2 separate regions of the Mus musculus genome follow, and region 1 is linked to region 2. A link is a loop called in an ENCODE intact Hi-C map of the cell type or tissue named here. Cell type or tissue: heart. All regions are shown on one strand. Each heading gives the region's core, and the rest is flanking DNA. Links, peaks and the distances in the headings are about the cores only.

What was found. A loop is a pair of places that touch in the nucleus more often than their neighbours do. Peaks named below come from ENCODE experiments on the same cell type or tissue, not always from the same donor. Only the 100,000 strongest peaks of a DNase experiment are listed, where the experiment ranks them.
Region 1: a loop joins it to region 2, with 9 times the contacts of the local background. A loop is called at or near these places in 20 of 42 quality-filtered maps.

What each region holds. Positions count from the first base shown.
Region 1 is chr4:70,596,933-70,605,277 of GRCm38, reverse strand. No RefSeq gene overlaps it. Among named protein-coding and RNA genes, the nearest start is that of Gm32209, 24 kb to the left of the region's middle. In heart, for the core only: CTCF peaks have their summits at 1,865 (motif pointing left) and 3,759 (motif pointing right); no DNase peak of the experiment used is centred there.
Region 2 is chr4:70,448,689-70,457,033 of GRCm38, reverse strand. Megf9 (multiple EGF-like-domains 9) reads left to right here. Exons shown (of 6, transcript NM_172694.2): 3 at 1,034-1,173; 4 at 8,228-8,345. Among named protein-coding and RNA genes, the nearest start is that of Cdk5rap2, 42 kb to the right of the region's middle. In heart, for the core only: CTCF peaks have their summits at 5,115 (motif pointing left) and 7,163 (motif pointing right); no DNase peak of the experiment used is centred there.

The DNA.
Region 1 (8,345 bases), core at 53-8,052, 150 kb before region 2:
CACAGTACATTAACACATACTGTAGTAGTTAGCACACTGATGTTTGCTTTTGTACCAGTACATTCAAGTGCATGGCTGCAGTAGTGTATCTGTGTGTGCTCTTGCTTCTGTCCTTTAACAGTGCATGCATGTACACTTTTGTAATGGTACATCTATATGAATAGATGTCATAGTACATCAACTGTGCTGTGGTTAGAGTACATCCATGCACACTGATGTTCACAGATCCCCATATGTATTGCTGTACTTGTATGTAAATATGGAAACCTGTACTAGCTCATCAATTTGCATATCTGTACTCCTGCATTAATAATTTCACGTCTACATCACAATAATATACTCATGGGCATGGCTTTCAAGTAATTCTATGATCTCTGCTATTTTAATACTTCTCTGTATTGTATTCTAGAATACAACCATTCTTCCTGTGCTTTATATCCATAAGCACTGTGTACTTCCAATTCAGTTGCAACTACTCTGAATCTACTCTGCACCTGCAGGTGTTCACTGCTTTTCCAGTTCAGCAGTATGCACTGCCACTCAAGAACACCTTTATTTTAAATGCACATTAGTTTACAAATCAGTTGTGGCACATCCTTTTTTTTTCAAAGATGCCATTTTGTATTGCTTTAATAATAGACCCATGGTCTATTAATACAAATACATGCCTTGGTGTCTTAGTATATTCTTGGGTGCTCCTGTCTAGTACTTCCATGCATGCTAATGCAGTACATCCATGAGTAGCATTACCTCTGAGTGTTTCTATAATATCTGTATATAGCTACATGTGCTGCTTTGCAAGAACATAAATGATTACTCCTGTAATACAGAATTCAATGTGTGTTCTATTACTTCTTTCCCAAGTGTGCTGCTTTTCAAGTATACTCATGTGCCCTGCTGTTCATGGACATCCCTGTATTCTAATGTACTGGTAAATGCATACACATGTTGATTAGGACATCCATGTGAACTGCTCTACTTCTGTAAGAGCACATTTAGGTCTGTGTGCGGGGCAGGAATAGTATGTTCAGTTGAGCTTCTTTACTAGTAAATCTATGTTCACCACAGTTCCAATTGACCTCTATGTGTGGTACAGTTGTAGCACATCTGAATTTGCTGTAGTATGTGTAGATCCATGTTCACTGTCCTACTAGAACATTTCAGTACACTGATCTTCTAAAACAAAAGTGTGCACTAATCTTCTAGTAGTTGGGCCAGGCTTGGTGGGGTACACCTTTAATCCCAGCACTTAAAGGGCAGAGACATGGAGATCTCTGAGTTCACGACTATCCTTGGCTATTGAGGAAGTTCCAGGACAGCCAGGGCCTGGGATGGAGATGGTGATGCTCCCCCAAGACTAGAGAGGCAGAAGCAGGTAAATATCTATGAGCTCAAGACCAATCTATTCTACATAGTAAGTTCCAGGCCAGTATAGACAAACCACATCTTAAACAAAGAAAACTAAACTAAAAACAATTAACAACAAAAATAAATAAATAAGTCACCTTGGGCCAATGAGGTGAGATGGCTTATAGGGTCAAAATGCTTGTCAGTGAGCCTGACAACGTAAGTAACACCCCTGGGCCATTAGAAGAAGAGAAAGGTCATCTTAGTTTATTCTCTGACATTCACATACACACTGTAGAACACCCTTTCTCACCATGTACACATAAACTTTATTTATTTGTTTGTTTGTTGTTTGTTTATTTGATTGATTGATTGATTGATTGATTGATTGATTGATTGATTGATTGATTGATTGAGGGATTTCACAGAAATGTGTTGATCACAACCTTGTTTCATGAGTACAGAAATGTTCCAAGTCAACTGGTGAAAAACTAAAGGTGGTGTTTGGGCGACCTCTTCTGGCAAATGGGTCTTCATGCATTTTTTCCTGAGCATTAACCTGCAAGATAGCCCCTACTGCTTCCACTTGACTCTCTCCTGCCATTTAAACAGAGAAGAAAATTATTTGGGTTCAGAACCGTAGCAACATCTAAATGGAACCCTCAGTTACAGTAGTGTTTCATTTTTTTAAGTGGATGATGTAACCTTGTGAATCATTTTCTTAGGCTTTCTACATTTCATAAATATTACATATACACTTCTGCATGGGAAATACCAGCAGTACACTTCAGGTGAAGTTAAAGAGGCTACAGAAAGACAGAAATGTAATAGAAGGATTGTGATTAAGAGAGCAGGGTGGGAGCATGGATGGGGATTGAGGCTGGAAGATTATCAAAGTATTTAAGATAGGCACTGAATGTGAATTTGGTTCCCAAGACCCATACAAAGGCTAACAACCACCTAGCTAAGTTCCATTTCCAGGATATGCAATGCCCTCTTCTGGTCTCTACCCACACCTGGCATGTATGTGGTGCACCCACGTATACAAATAGGGAAAACACACATAGACATAAAAGTAAGATAAAACTAGGTGGAGAAAGAACATATGTGCACACAGATGAGATACAGGTACAAGTCCTTTTAACCAAGGTGCAAAAAGCTTTCCCTAGGCAGAAAAGCAAGAATTACTCATTACTCAACTAAAGCCACATTATGTCAGAATTATATAACCAATCAGAATTACTTGCATCCTGATAACAGAGAAATGCCCTCATTTACACAGCAGGAATTGCTTGTTGGGAAATGCTAGGCAAAGCTGTTCACCCCAACCTACAAGAGGATTCTTCCTATAAGTCTAATTGTGGAATCTTAAACTTTGATATGTATTTTTAGCTTAATGTGCAAAGATGAGCTCCTAATTTTAGTCAATGGCATTATACTACTGCCTATAAATATAAGTCGTCCCAGAAAGTAGAATAGTAGAAGTTTATAAACCAGGAGATTCTATAAGATATTTCATAAGGAAAAATAGTACCTATGTAAAATAATTCTGGAGCAGGTATAAACATTTATGTGTCTAAGCCAAATACATGATAGTTTTCTAACACACTCATTTCTCCTGACATCACTATAAATTTTATTAGTGTGGCTTACAAAATATCACATGTAAAGTTCAATTGTGGGCTTTACACTTTGATACTGTTTTATTCACTTATGTTTTTGTCTACACTGCACTGGTTGCAAGGTTGTTTAATTCATATTGGCATTGAAGTTTGATCTTACACTCTACACAGAAATAACACAACTAATATTGCAGTGACAAGCTCATCTTGGGTGTACCTTTACTAAGAAACATATGTTGGTAGACAAGGGCTTGGCTTTGTTTTTGTTTTTTCTGTTTGTGTTTAGCCTAGAACTACTAATGTAGACAAGGCTAAACTACTACCAGAAATTGGCTAGCCCCTGCCCTCCTTCTGGAGAACTAGAAGTAGTACTGGAACTACCATGCCAGATAGTTTCTTTTTGACATTCCACAATCACAAATGATGCAGTTCCTATTACACATTTATTCATGTAATTCAGGAGAATGACTGAATTCTGCCATGACATCTGACATGGTTTGTAAAGTGAAACTTTTAGCTAGGTATAAAGACACTGGCCTTAATTGTCTAATGACATTCATGCCCTGGGGTTCCCTAGACATGCCTTCGTCTAAAAGACTTTGGGATTTTTGTCAGGCAGAGGGGTTGGTGTGGCTCCCATAGGAGAGCATGTGTGAGTTTCCTTCAGTAGTGTTGGGTTTCTGTTTGAGAGAGGAAATGTGTACAGGAAGGTGACTCGGGTCTGTCCCCATTCTCAGCTTTGGAACAAAGTAAGGCAATACTGCTCATGTGCAATGAATTCTTAGTTCCACAAGGTGGCAACCTGCATCTGACACACACATCCTCATAGCCTCAGGACAAGAATAGCCGTTTGCTAGAAGCAGTCAAAGCAGAAATAGTACCATTCATTTCCTCCACTTGTTTAGTGGGACTACCATGACGAGATAAGTGAGGATAATATTTATATAGAGCACAAAGCCGTGGTCAGAGTGGAAGAAGGTAATACTTTAAGCCATTTCATGAAATCCTAATATATCACATTGTATATTGTATTAAAAGCATTAAATAATATCTCCTAATACAGAGGCATAAAAATAGAAAAGAAAGAGGCAAATCACTTTTATGTGCAGATGGTAAAACATTTCTGAAAACTTCAAGGCCATCAATGAAAGAGCCACTGTTGGTCAGGGAAGCAGGTGGACTAACCCAAGATCTTTACCTCTTTCTCTTTGAAGAGATGCAATTGAAGTCTCATCCCCAACTCTGCAGCATACCACCTGTGGTAGCTTCCCTTTGCCCCCTGACCCCTCTCCAGCCACCTTCCCCTACTAACCTCATTCATCCACCTTGTTGCTTTATCACAGCTCCCAACTACAGCAGGCACTCCCTGAAAATCCACAGGCCACCCTGGCAAGGGAAGCAAAAAGGCTAACTCCAGATTTCTACCGTTCCCTCCACTCATCCAGCCCAACACCCAGTATCATCTCTATGCCTGCTGCAAGCTCCTGTAACCACCAGTGATTCTCACAGATCTTTATCCCAAATTTCCTCCCTTCCACTCATTTCTCTTCCCAAGCCACGAATACCAGCAGCTATTCCCTGGCCACTCCAACCAGGGAAGCAAGTAGACTAATTGCAGCTCTTCACTCTTTTCTCTAATTCTCCAAATTCAAACCCCCAGCTTCACCCCCACCTGAGAAGCTTACTTTCTGCAGTGGTCTGTTCTCACTCTCTACCCTTATCCCAGGGACTTAACTAAGCAGATTGTAGTGGAATACCCCAACTTCTCCTTTCTTGTGAAACCTGCCTATGTCCTTCCCCGGTGCTCCCACAGTTCTAAGTGTCAAAATTCACTCCACCTGGACGACTCACTGGCAACACCCTTTAAAACACCAGAATTTCTTAAATGGCAACACACAGCCAACACACTCTCCTAAGAACCAGAGAGGAAACAGAAACCAAAAAAATAAACACTCAGGTGGTAACATTTGAAATGAAAATAAAGAAAATATCTAAAATAAAGAAACAAACAAACAAACACTCACCCCACAAAGACAAGGCAAGATATCAGTATCTAGAATCAAAGTTTCCCAATATCAGATGCCTACACACCAGCATAAAACCAAAATCAATAACAGCCAGAGCAATATGTCTCCTTTAGAGCCCAGCAATCCTACCATAAAAGGCAGTGAATAGAAAGGCAGTGTTGATGCTACTATGTATTCAAATACTAAATTCTATCAGATTTAGGATTGGTAAAGATCTTTTCCCAATCTGATGGTTAGGTTACATTTTTGTCTTATTGTCCTTTGCCTTACAGAAGCTTTTCAATTTTATGAGGTCCCATTTGTCAATTCTTGATCTTACAGCATAAACCATTGGTATTCTATTCAGGAATTTTTCCCCTGTGCCCATATGTTCTAGGCTCTTCCCCCACTTCCTCCTCTATAAATTTCAGTGTCTCTGGTTTTATGTGGAGGTCCTTGATCCACTTGGACTTGAGCTTTGTACAAGGACATAAGAATGGATCAATTTGCATTCTTTTACATACTAATCAAAGGCTAATATCAATATATAAAAAAGACTCAAGAAGATAGACTCCACAAAACCAAATAACCCTATTTAAAAATGGCATACAGAGCTAAACAAAGAATTCTCAACTGAGGAATACGGAATGACTGAGAAGCACTTAAAAAAATGTTCAACATCTTTAGTCATCAGGGAAATGCAAATCAAAACAACCCTGAGATTCCACTTCACACCAGTCAGAATGGCTAGGATCAAAAACTCAGGTGACAGCAGATGCTGGCAAGGATGTGGAGAAAGAGGAACACTCCTCCATTGCTGTGGGGATTGCAAGCTGGTACAACCACTCTGAAAATCAGTTTGGCGGTTCCTCAGAAAATTGTGCATAGTACTATCAGAGGATCTAGCAATACCACTCCTGGGCATATACCCAGAAGATACCCCAGCATGTAATAAAGACACATGCTCCACTCTGTTCATAGCTGCCTTATTTATAATAGCCAGAAGCTGGAAAAAACCCAGATGTCCCTCAACAGAGAAATGGATACAGAAAATGTGGTACATTTATACAATGGAGTACTACTCCGCTATTAAAAACAATGAATTTATGAAATTCTTAGGCAAATGGATGGATCTGGAGGATATCATTCTGAGTGAGGTAATCCAATGTCAAAAGAACACACATGATACACACTCACTGATAAGTGGATATTAGCCCAGAAAGTCAGAATACCCAAGCTACAGTTGGCAAAACACATGAAACTCAAGAAGAAGGAAAACCAAAGTGTAGATATTTCAGTCCTTCTTAGAAAGTTGAACAAAATACCCATGGAAGGAGTTACAGAGACAACATATGGATCAGAGACTGAAGGAATGACCATCCAGAGACTGCCCCACCTGGGGTCCATCTCATATACAACCACCAAACCCAGACACTATTGTGGATGCCAACAAGAGCTTGCTGACAGAAACCTGATATAGCTGTCTTCTGAGAGTCTCTGCCAGTGCCTGACAAATAATACAGAAGTGGATGTTCACAGCCAACCATTGGACAGAGCACAGGGTCCCTAATGAAGGAGCTAGAGAAAGTACCCAAGGAGCTGAAAGGGTTTGTAGCTCCATAGGAGGAACAACTATATAACCAGTACCCCTGAGAGCTCCCTGGGGCTAAACCACCAACTAAAGAAAACACATGGTGGGATTCATCGTTCTAGCTGCATATGTAGCAGAGGATGGCCTAGTTGCTCATCAATGGGAAGAGAGGCTCTTGGTCCTGTGAAGGTTCTATGCCCCCGTATGGTGAAATGTCAGGGCCAGGAAGTAGGAATGGGTGGGTTAGTGAGCAGGGGGGTCGGGTGGGGGGGGGGGAGGGTAGGGAGTTTTCAGAGGTAAAACCAGGAAAGAGAAAAACATATGAAATGTAAATAAAGAAAATATCTAAGAAAAAAAGAAAAGCTACTTATTAAAACATTTATATCAGAAACATTTGGAAAACTGTTCTTCCACACCATCTGCAGAAATAGCTTTATTCATGTTCTCTGGGTTTTTTTTTATTGTCTATTATGAAAATATTTTTGTAGCTAAGAGCAAGTGGTTAAATGATATTTTCTTCATTGAGAAATTGCATTTATATCAAAACTTCATATTATCTGTATGAGCAGGAAACGCCTTGAATTATTACTTATTCACAGTGTTAGTATTGCTGTGTGCTAGTATAAGCTCTTTTGATTTCTTATGATAAAAAATACTTTGAAATTTGAAAAAAACAAACAAACAAACAAACAAACAAAAAGAAATACTAAATTCTATACCCCAAGATCTTGTTGCCCCAAGATGAGCATGAGAGAATTCTCAAGAATACCATCTTTTGTTGTACAAACCTTGCTTCCAATTACTGTAGGCAGGTTTTCACTTACCTGGCTAGGAGTCACAGGTACGGACTTTGAAGAGAGTGAAGGAGGAGAATGAAGAAGAAAGAAAAGGAGAGAAGAGGAGATCTCCATCTTCCTGAGAAATTTGAACCCCGAGGACAGGCTGGTGGAGCAGAAATAACCCAGGAAGACACAAATATTTGTATTTGGGGAATACAGTTGGTCAAGTAGCTAGCCTAGCATTAGAAAATCAGGTTAGTGTAACCTCAGTAACTGCCAGAACCATATAAATAAATCAAGGTCTTAGTCTCATTCATTTGAAGGCCATGGTTAAATGGAGATAGAAAAAAATTCTGCTAGTTTACATTTGGTGCATCTTACTTGGGATTCAAAACTCAATCTAACCCAAGACAATATCAGGTAGAGACACAGCACTTCCCAAAACACACAGCTGCTGGGACAGACTAGGTGATACTTTGAAGTTACTTCAGAATGGAAAATAGATGCTGTTGGACAGTCCCAACAGTGCTGAGAGCTGAATGTTTCTAAAGGGTCAAACCCCTGGCTAGAGAAAACTAACTAGGGGACTACCTTCCCACTCAAGGTGCTGCTGCATTCCCCAAGCAAACCTAGCTGGAAAAAGCAGCTGAACCAGTACACTTCCTAGGGGAGGGCACAGCTTGAGCCATCTGGTCTTCTCCTGGTAGCTATTGGCCTAACCTCCCCTACTATGGCTCTGCATCTAGGCAAGAGCAGGACACCCAAGCTCCACTCTTTCAGAATGCCTACACAGTGACATACTTTCTCCAAGAAAGTCACACATATTCTAACAAGGATACACCTCTTAATAGTGCCACTCCCATGTGCTAAGCATTTTCAAATCACCTGCATTACACTCCCTGGCTCCCACAGGTTTAATCAAACATATGAGCTTATGGGGACCATACCTATCCATAGAAAAATACATTTAGTCCAACTTCAAAAGTCCCCAAGTCTCTCA
Region 2 (8,345 bases), core at 223-8,222:
CCAGACTAACAGCTCACAATTGCCTGTAACTTTAGCTCCAGGGTATCCAATACCCTCTTCTGGCTTCTGTCAGTACCCACAAACATGTTCACAGACAAACACACAGACACATAAATAAAAATAACCTCTTCAGAATTTAATGTGAAATTCACTAGGCATCCCCATTCTAGTCATACTTACTTAATTGTGTACTCCACCTTACATCCCAGAACTATGATTTAAATACTTTTTAGACTCAAAATAGAGAATAATATCAAGTAGCTAGTCTAGAAATTGGTGTGAAATGATTCATCTATCAAGTTCTTATTCTTCATATTTGTGAGACAGGAGCTAGGTAAAGTCTGATTCTTTTCTCCAATTTGAAAGGATATCTGCAGAGCTATGGGATAATCCTAGAATGAGAAATAGTGATATGTGTTCTAAATTCTAGTGTTCAGTAAAGAAAGGTTTTACACTATGAACATCTACTCTCCATGAGTCCTTTGTCATGTATTTTAAACATTCCAAGCACAGAGAATAGAATTGTCATAAATTGTTATTAATACTATTAGCTAAAATATAACCATAAATTTCTCTAGTTTAAGTGGCTGGGGCAATGGGTTTATGAATTTGAGGACAGCCTAAGCTACATGGTAAGTTCCAGGGCAGACTATGCTAGGAAGCAAGTCTAGGACTCTAGAAAACAAAACCCTACAATAATAATAATCCCTCTTACGTGTTTTAATAATGTATTATTGTTGATTTATGAGCACTGGTGGTTTGACTGCATATATCTGTTTGAGGGTGTCGGATCCCCCAGAATAGGAGTTACAGAGAGTTGTGAGCTGCAGTGTGGATGCTGGGAACTGAACATGGGCCCTCTGGAAAGAACAGCCAATACTCTTAACCACTAAGCCATCTCTCAAGTCCCCTTTTATTCTTGGAAGTAGACTCTAGTAGAAATTCTTGGCTGTGTTGAGATAATTTATGGAGCATTAAGCTACAGTTTTCAAAATCACTTACTTTTATTCACTGTCTTTGCTTTTATTTGCAGTTCTGGGAATTGCCAATGCAAAGTGGGTGTCACCGGCTCCATGTGTGACAAATGCCAAGATGGACATTATGGCTTTGGTAAGACAGGCTGCTTGCCTTGCCAGTGCAACAACCGGTCTGATAGTTGTGATGTTCACACAGGTATGTATTTTTTTAATAGTATCATGAAATTATTCTTTATTCCTTAAATCTTGAAGCCTTAATGCATTGATTCTTTTCAAATAGTTTATAAGGCCTTGAAATTTTAAGTAGATATAATAAGGCATATGGCAAGTCAGACTTTTATAACAACTTAAAATATTTCATGAATTTCAAAAATCATATAGATTGAAGATTGGAGAACAACACAAAGTGTTGACTTTGACTTCACAGTGACAGACATTGAAAAATAAGTTAGAGCTCTTCCAAGCAAGCCACAATCACTTGGGAATTCCTGTGTGAAAGAACTGAGACTCCATAGCACTTAGAAAGAGAGAGGCAGATACAAGATTGCTGAGTGAAATTTACTGTGGGGTTACTTACACAACTAAAGTCAAGAGTGGCAGCTACTCTGGCCAATCCTCACAACTTGAATCAGCAAATAAAGAATTGTGGATTTAAAGGTCAAAGGTTACTTTCATTAAATCTAGAATGTAGTTAATTTATCTCAAACTAACATCAAAGATGTCTCGCATGTTCCTGGTGCCAGTAGAGAAGTTCTAGTCATAAAGTTCCATTACCCTACCACTCTTTTTCTTGTAATCTGCAGTGTGCAGGAAGGCTATATAAGGAAAGGTATAGGATTGCTTAGACATAGTCATAAAAGTTATGGCCCAAGATGTCTTCAGCTAAGTTAGGCTGCATGTATACACCACATGATTTCTTTCCAGTAGAGATTTGCTGATTCTGAGCACAGGGTATGGAGTAAGGGTTGGCCAAAGGAAAGGTTTTATACTTGAAGGAGAGCTTTTGACAGCCATCTGGAGCCTGGGTGGTAGGTGGAAACTAGAGGAGCCCCAAACACAAGGCCAGTTCTCCCAACCCTGACTAAGACGTCTGGGCCAGAAGATGTTTTATGCTGAGGAGACAAAAATCCTTTTAAAGAGAAGAGGGCTTGTCATAACATGCAGCCAGCTCTTCCTTAATACATTGCCAAACTCTAAAGATTCATGGAATGGGTATGAATGGTGGAACCCCCAATGTCAAGACAAAGGTCTGCCAAATTCTTAATCCAAAAGGTCATGCCAAGAAATAGTGAAGAACTAGTGTTGAGCTGGTAGATAAGAAAACAGCCATCATGCCTGATTGAATCGAGGCCGTCATTTTCTCATATTTGCCTATTAGAAGAAATGAGAGCCCTTTTCCCTTCTAGTTTAGTTTAGTTTTATTTTATTTTGTTTTTTTTTTTTTTCCAAGACAGGGTTTCTCTGTGTAATAGCCCTGTATGTCCTGGAGCTAACTATAGACTAGGCTGGTCTCAAACTCACAGAGATCTGATTGCTACTGCTAGGACTAAAGATGTGTAGCACCACACAGGTGTGATAAACAATAAAGAACAGAGACTACAAAAATGGAAAAATGTGGCTAGTAATAAAAATATAAATAATGGAAACAGAACTACAATAATATTGTTATTAGAATTAAAACTGAAATTTCAAAATAAGTGAAACTATTATATTGAGGAATTAGAAGAAAAATAAGACAAAATGATTAAAAAGATAGAATTTCACCAGAGAATAGCACTACAATGCATGTGCACACACACTCACACACAAACACACACGGGGGGGGGGGGGTCATGGGGTCACAGGGAGATTATGAAGACTAGGGAGATAGCTCAGTTAGTAAAGTGCTTGCCATGCAAGCAAAGGGACCTGAGTTTAAATCCCATGTTAAAATGCGGGGCATAGTTTTATAATGTGGGTGCTGTCTAATGTATGTCTGTGTACCAGTATCTAAGAGGGCATCTGATCCCCTGTAACTAAAGTTACAAACAGTTGTGAGCCATTGTGGGTGCTGAGAGGTAAATGTGGGTCCTCTAGAAGAGCAGCCAGTATTCTTTTTTTTTTCAATTTTTTATTAGATATTTTCTTTATTTACATCTCAAATGCTATCTCGACTAGGCCATCTTCTATTACATATATAGCTAGAGACATGAGCTCTGGGGGTACTGGTTAGTTCATATTGTTATTCCACCTATAGGGTTGCACACCCCTTCAGCTCCTTGGGTACTTTCAAGCAGCCAGTATTCTTAAACACAGCCGTGTATTTCTCTAGCCCCAGTGCCATGTAGTTGTAATCTGAGCTCAGGGGGATTCCTGGAACTAGCTGATGATCATCCAGTCTACCCTAATTGCTGAAGTCCAGGTCATTGAGACTCTCCTCTCAAAAGAACTGGAAAGCATTCTTGAGGATAACACTTGAGATTGTCCTCTGACTTCCACACATACATATGTACTTGCATGCATATAAAGCTGCCAACTCATACACATGCATTTTCAAAACAGCAATCTATAGGTTCGTAAGATGGCTCCGTGGTTAAGAACACTGGCTGTTCTACCAGAGGTTCTGCGTTCAATTCCAAGCAACCATATGGTGGCTCATGACCATATATAAAGGGATTTGATGTCCTCTTCCGGCATGCAGGTACACATGCAGACAGAATACTCATGCATTAAAAAAGAATACATAGGTAAATAAAAATTTTTAAATAGAAGGGACCTAAAACTAAAAATTATGGTATTTGAAGTTAATAACTTGTTATATGAGCTAAGAGAAGGCTTTTAGTCAATGAAGGCAAGATATCCACATAGGATACCATAAAAACTGTCTAACCTGAAGCATCCTTATAACAAGGTAGTAGGAAAGGCAGGAGGGATGAGACACGCACAGCCAGAGTCTAACGTAAGTGTAAGGGGGCTCAGGAACTGATGGCCAAACCTTTCTAAATGATGGAAAACATTCAGCCTACACGTCAGAAAGCTCAGCAAATGCCCAGCCAGATAATACCAGAAAACACACACACACACACACACACACACACACAGCTAAGCAAACTCAGATTGTATCAAAGTGAACACAAGTCCCTCTGATCTTCGAAAGCCCTCAACGTAAGATTGGAGGACCTTCCTGGAAAGTCTTTTAACATCCACATGGAAAACAATCAGGACATATATGACTTTAATACGTACATGAGATTTCATGAGACCAGGTCATCAGACTAAATGTAAACTGAATGGATCCCAGAAGAATCGACACTGGAAGCTTATTCCTTTTGTCCAGTGAAGTGTGTGTAGCGAAATCTGTTTAGACATTGTGTCATCTGTCTGTAATGTTCTTTTTCTTTACTGTTGCATGTGTCCCAAAGTTACTATGCATGTTCCTTCCCCTGACAAGAATGGCCTTTCCAACTCAGCTCCATCCACACCGCAGACCCCTTTGCCTTATTAAATCATAGATTTTTTTCAGGTCTTCAACAAAAGGTGACTTCTTAGCATTTCCTGTCGCTCCTCACTAAATGCAAAGCCTCACTACACACTGTCACATGCATCTGCAAGTTTTCAGAGTACTTGGCATAACCGATGTTTCTATGTTTACTTGTGGCCATTACTCTCATGTGCACACTCACTGCATGGCAGCTCCATGGGGCAGGAACAGGAACGGCTTCATCCTTGCTGTTTGTACAGGCTCTACTCCAGGTATTGGCACAGAGTGAGCACCCACTTATTCTTTGTTGGATAAATGAACAAACTAATGGTAAAATATGAAAAAGAATGGTGAGAGTCAGCATTGGATAACAAGAAGAATATTTTATTGGGTCAAATCATCAGTTATTCCCTGGATGATTTAAAGTACCAGAAAGCCATCTACAAGACTTTTTTTTCTTCATAGCAGGTGGCAGTTATCACACTGACCTGCAGGTGCTCTGGAGATAAAGTAAAATGAATCCATTGAATAATTCTTATTTCTAGAAGAAATAAATGGTTCACCATATGAAAAGTATAAATCCAATGTGAAGGAGTGAGCACCTTACTGAAAACAGCCAGTTCACATACAATTTTTAGCACAGATGAGTTTTCAAGAGTACTGTGGTACCGTCGCCCTCTAGTGGCCACTTTGTATGTTTGCATGGTTATTCTTCCCATTATGTCTGGAATTTCTGTTTTAGGTAGTTTCAGAGTTTCAAAGTTCTCATTTTGTAGTAAAATATATTGGAAAAAATATCACAGGGAAAAATTTGACAGTAGGTATTAAAAGGCCCTTTAAAAATATTTAAGCCAGAAATTCTGTTTTCCGGAACCTTCTGAAAAAATAATTCTAAATTCATAAAAAAATCTTTATGAAAATGCTTACCAGAATGATAGTTATGACACAAAAAACACTTAGACACTATAATTTATAACAATGCATAATTAATATTGTTACATTGATAATACATGGTTAGAATCTCAGAAAATTAAATTTTGACTATATCTTGGGCAAGTTATTTAATATGTTTCTGTATCCATAAACTTGGGTTAACCACCTAGTAGTTTGCTGTAAAATTAAATACATTTGTGCTTCTCTACAAATCATCAGAAGCAGTCTGGAAGTAATAGCTATTAGAATGATTTCATAACAATGTTTTTATGAATGGCATATGTGAATAGTTGGGCTTTAAAACAACAAGTGCCATATAATTAGGCAGTTTCAGTGACAAAACCCAAATCTCTATAACTAAGGTAAGAGGTCACGGAAGGTATCCCAAATGCTAATGAGATTACGGAGGCACTTCTCTTCTCCTTTTACTTGTTTTCCAAATTTTCTTTATTGAGCACATTTTTCTTAAATGGAAGTGCAAGAGAGTCAACTATTTTTTAACTGCAAACTTTGTTTTCGGGTAGCAGACTTATGTTAAGAACTCAAGGCACTCTTGTGTCTTGGTCGTCTCCCATGGGAGTGAGACTCGAGCAGCCTGATTCACTGACTGCCTTGACTGCTGAGCTGCTGCTCTGCTTCAGGATCTCACACTCTCCCGGCTTCTGTCCTGTGTGGCTGCATTGCCTTTTCTGTCAGTTGTGTTCCATCTCCCTAGATCAGCGCTATACTGGTGCCTCCTCTGCACTCAGAGAGAGCTTAGCACGTTTGTCCCTTCCACTTGAGTGATCTCACCCAGGCCCCAGATTTAGTTGAAATGCCACTTGAGTTTTAGCTAATTCTAGATGTACTTAAGTTGAAAAACAAGAATAGCCATTACAACACATATTTGAATTGGAAAATTTCAAAAGAGTTGAGCAGGTGTTTTCTCAGATATATTTTCTTTCCCCTGTTTACAGAGACAATAATCCATAAAATTTTTTAACTGTCTCTGTCCATATTTAAAGTTTTTACTATGTACATATTTTTGGTTTGATGTATTATGTATTTTTGTATAAGCTTAGTGTTGCTTTTTGGGGTCTGTTTTACTAGTTGCTTCAGTATCAACTTTTATTTAATAGTTAAGGCTACAGTATCAGTCTTCAGAAGCATGCATATAAATATAGTCACAGACCATGAATACCCATTGGACAGGATGTCTACCTTCGGGGGAAAAAAAAAAACCTCAAAGTAAACAACCTTAATGCTGAGGCCCACTAACTACTGAGGGAACTTCATCCAAAGTGACAAGCCATATGACACCCTTCCCATGGTCACAAGACCCTTGTCTCAGGACAAAAATGAAACAGATACACATGCTGAAAGTAAACAAAAATATTTAAATTATATATAGGTAAAATAAATATTATTCCTGGTAAAACTCAATCATGTGATTCTTTCTCCAATTTTTTTGGGACAGTCTTTAGTTTTAGTCAACTGACAAGTTAAATATGTTTATGGGCTTAGTTTCAATACCTGGAACCCCGGGGAAAGATCACACAGGTATTAGCACGTCCCATCACTTCTGGTAGGCATCAAGACCTTGTTGTTGTCAAATATACATCAGTTGTAGTCACCTCACACTGTAAAAGAACAGAACTTACTTCCAGATTTTACCCTAAAACTGATTGACTCTTTTCTCATCTCTCCCCGTCCCCCCATTAATGTTGCTTTTTTTATTATACTTTATTTTATATATATGACTTTTTTCTGAATGCATGTCTGTGCACCATATGCATGCAGTGCCCTTGAAGGCCAGAAGAGGGTGCCAGATCTCCTGGATCTGGAGAAAGATGATTGTGAGCTGCCATGTGGTGATAGGAATTTAAATGGGGGCCTCTGAAAGAATATGCAGTGTTCTTAACCACTGAGCCATCTCTCCAACCCCTACTGTGGCTTTCTGAAATTCTACAAAATTAATTTTCTCTATATATGCCATTCTTTGTTTTTCAACCAATGCTGTCTTTAAGATGCATGTTTGTATGCATAAGTAGTTCATTATAGTTCATAGAAGTATCCAAAGTATGAAAGTGCCGCAGTTATATACTCTTCTATTAATATATATTATCTTATTGTTTTATTTGCACAAAGTTAGTCTGTTTTTAGTATATAGCCAATCAATGAGTGCATATTGTGACTATAATCACATACCCAACTTTTCTCTTATAGAACATTGAATTCCTAGACTTAGCTAGTTCAGAAATAAATCAAGATGGGCTGGAAGAATGACTCAGCAGTTAAAAGCATTTACTGTTCTTGCAGAGGCTACACGGTGGGTTCCCAGCACCTGTATTGGGCAGTTCACAAGCACCTGGAACTCCAATTGATTAGAGTTCCAATTCCTGTTGCTGGTTGCCAAGGGCACTTACACAAACATGTTACACAGAAACACACATAGGCATATACACGCAAGTAATAAATCTTTTTAAAAAATAGATCTACTTATTTTATCCATTTATGTGTATAAGTGTTTTGTCTCCGTGTATCCCCAAAAAGGTCAGAAGAAGGTATAGAGAATCCCTTTGGGCTGCAGTGACAGTTGTGAGGTGGCACACAGATGCTGGGAGTCCCAGATTGTCTGTGAAAGCTATAAAGGCATTTAAAGATGAGCTATCTCTTTATCTCTAAATCTCTCCTCTCCTCTCCTCTCCTCTCCTCTCCTCTCCTCTCCTCTCCTCTCCTGTCCTCTCCCTTCCTTTCAGAAAATAACACAGAATAAAAACTAAATAGTACTCCTGCTTCTTTTTCTGTATAATCTGTGGTCTTCCTGAAGCAGGCAGGATTCTAAAGTTTGCTAACTCTGAAACAATAATTCTTTTAGGTGCTTGTCTAAACTGCCAGGAAAATAGTAAAGGGGAACACTGTGAAGAATGCAAAGAAGGATTTTATCCGAGTCCTGATGCCGCAAAACAGTGCCATCGCTGCCCGTGTTCCGCAGT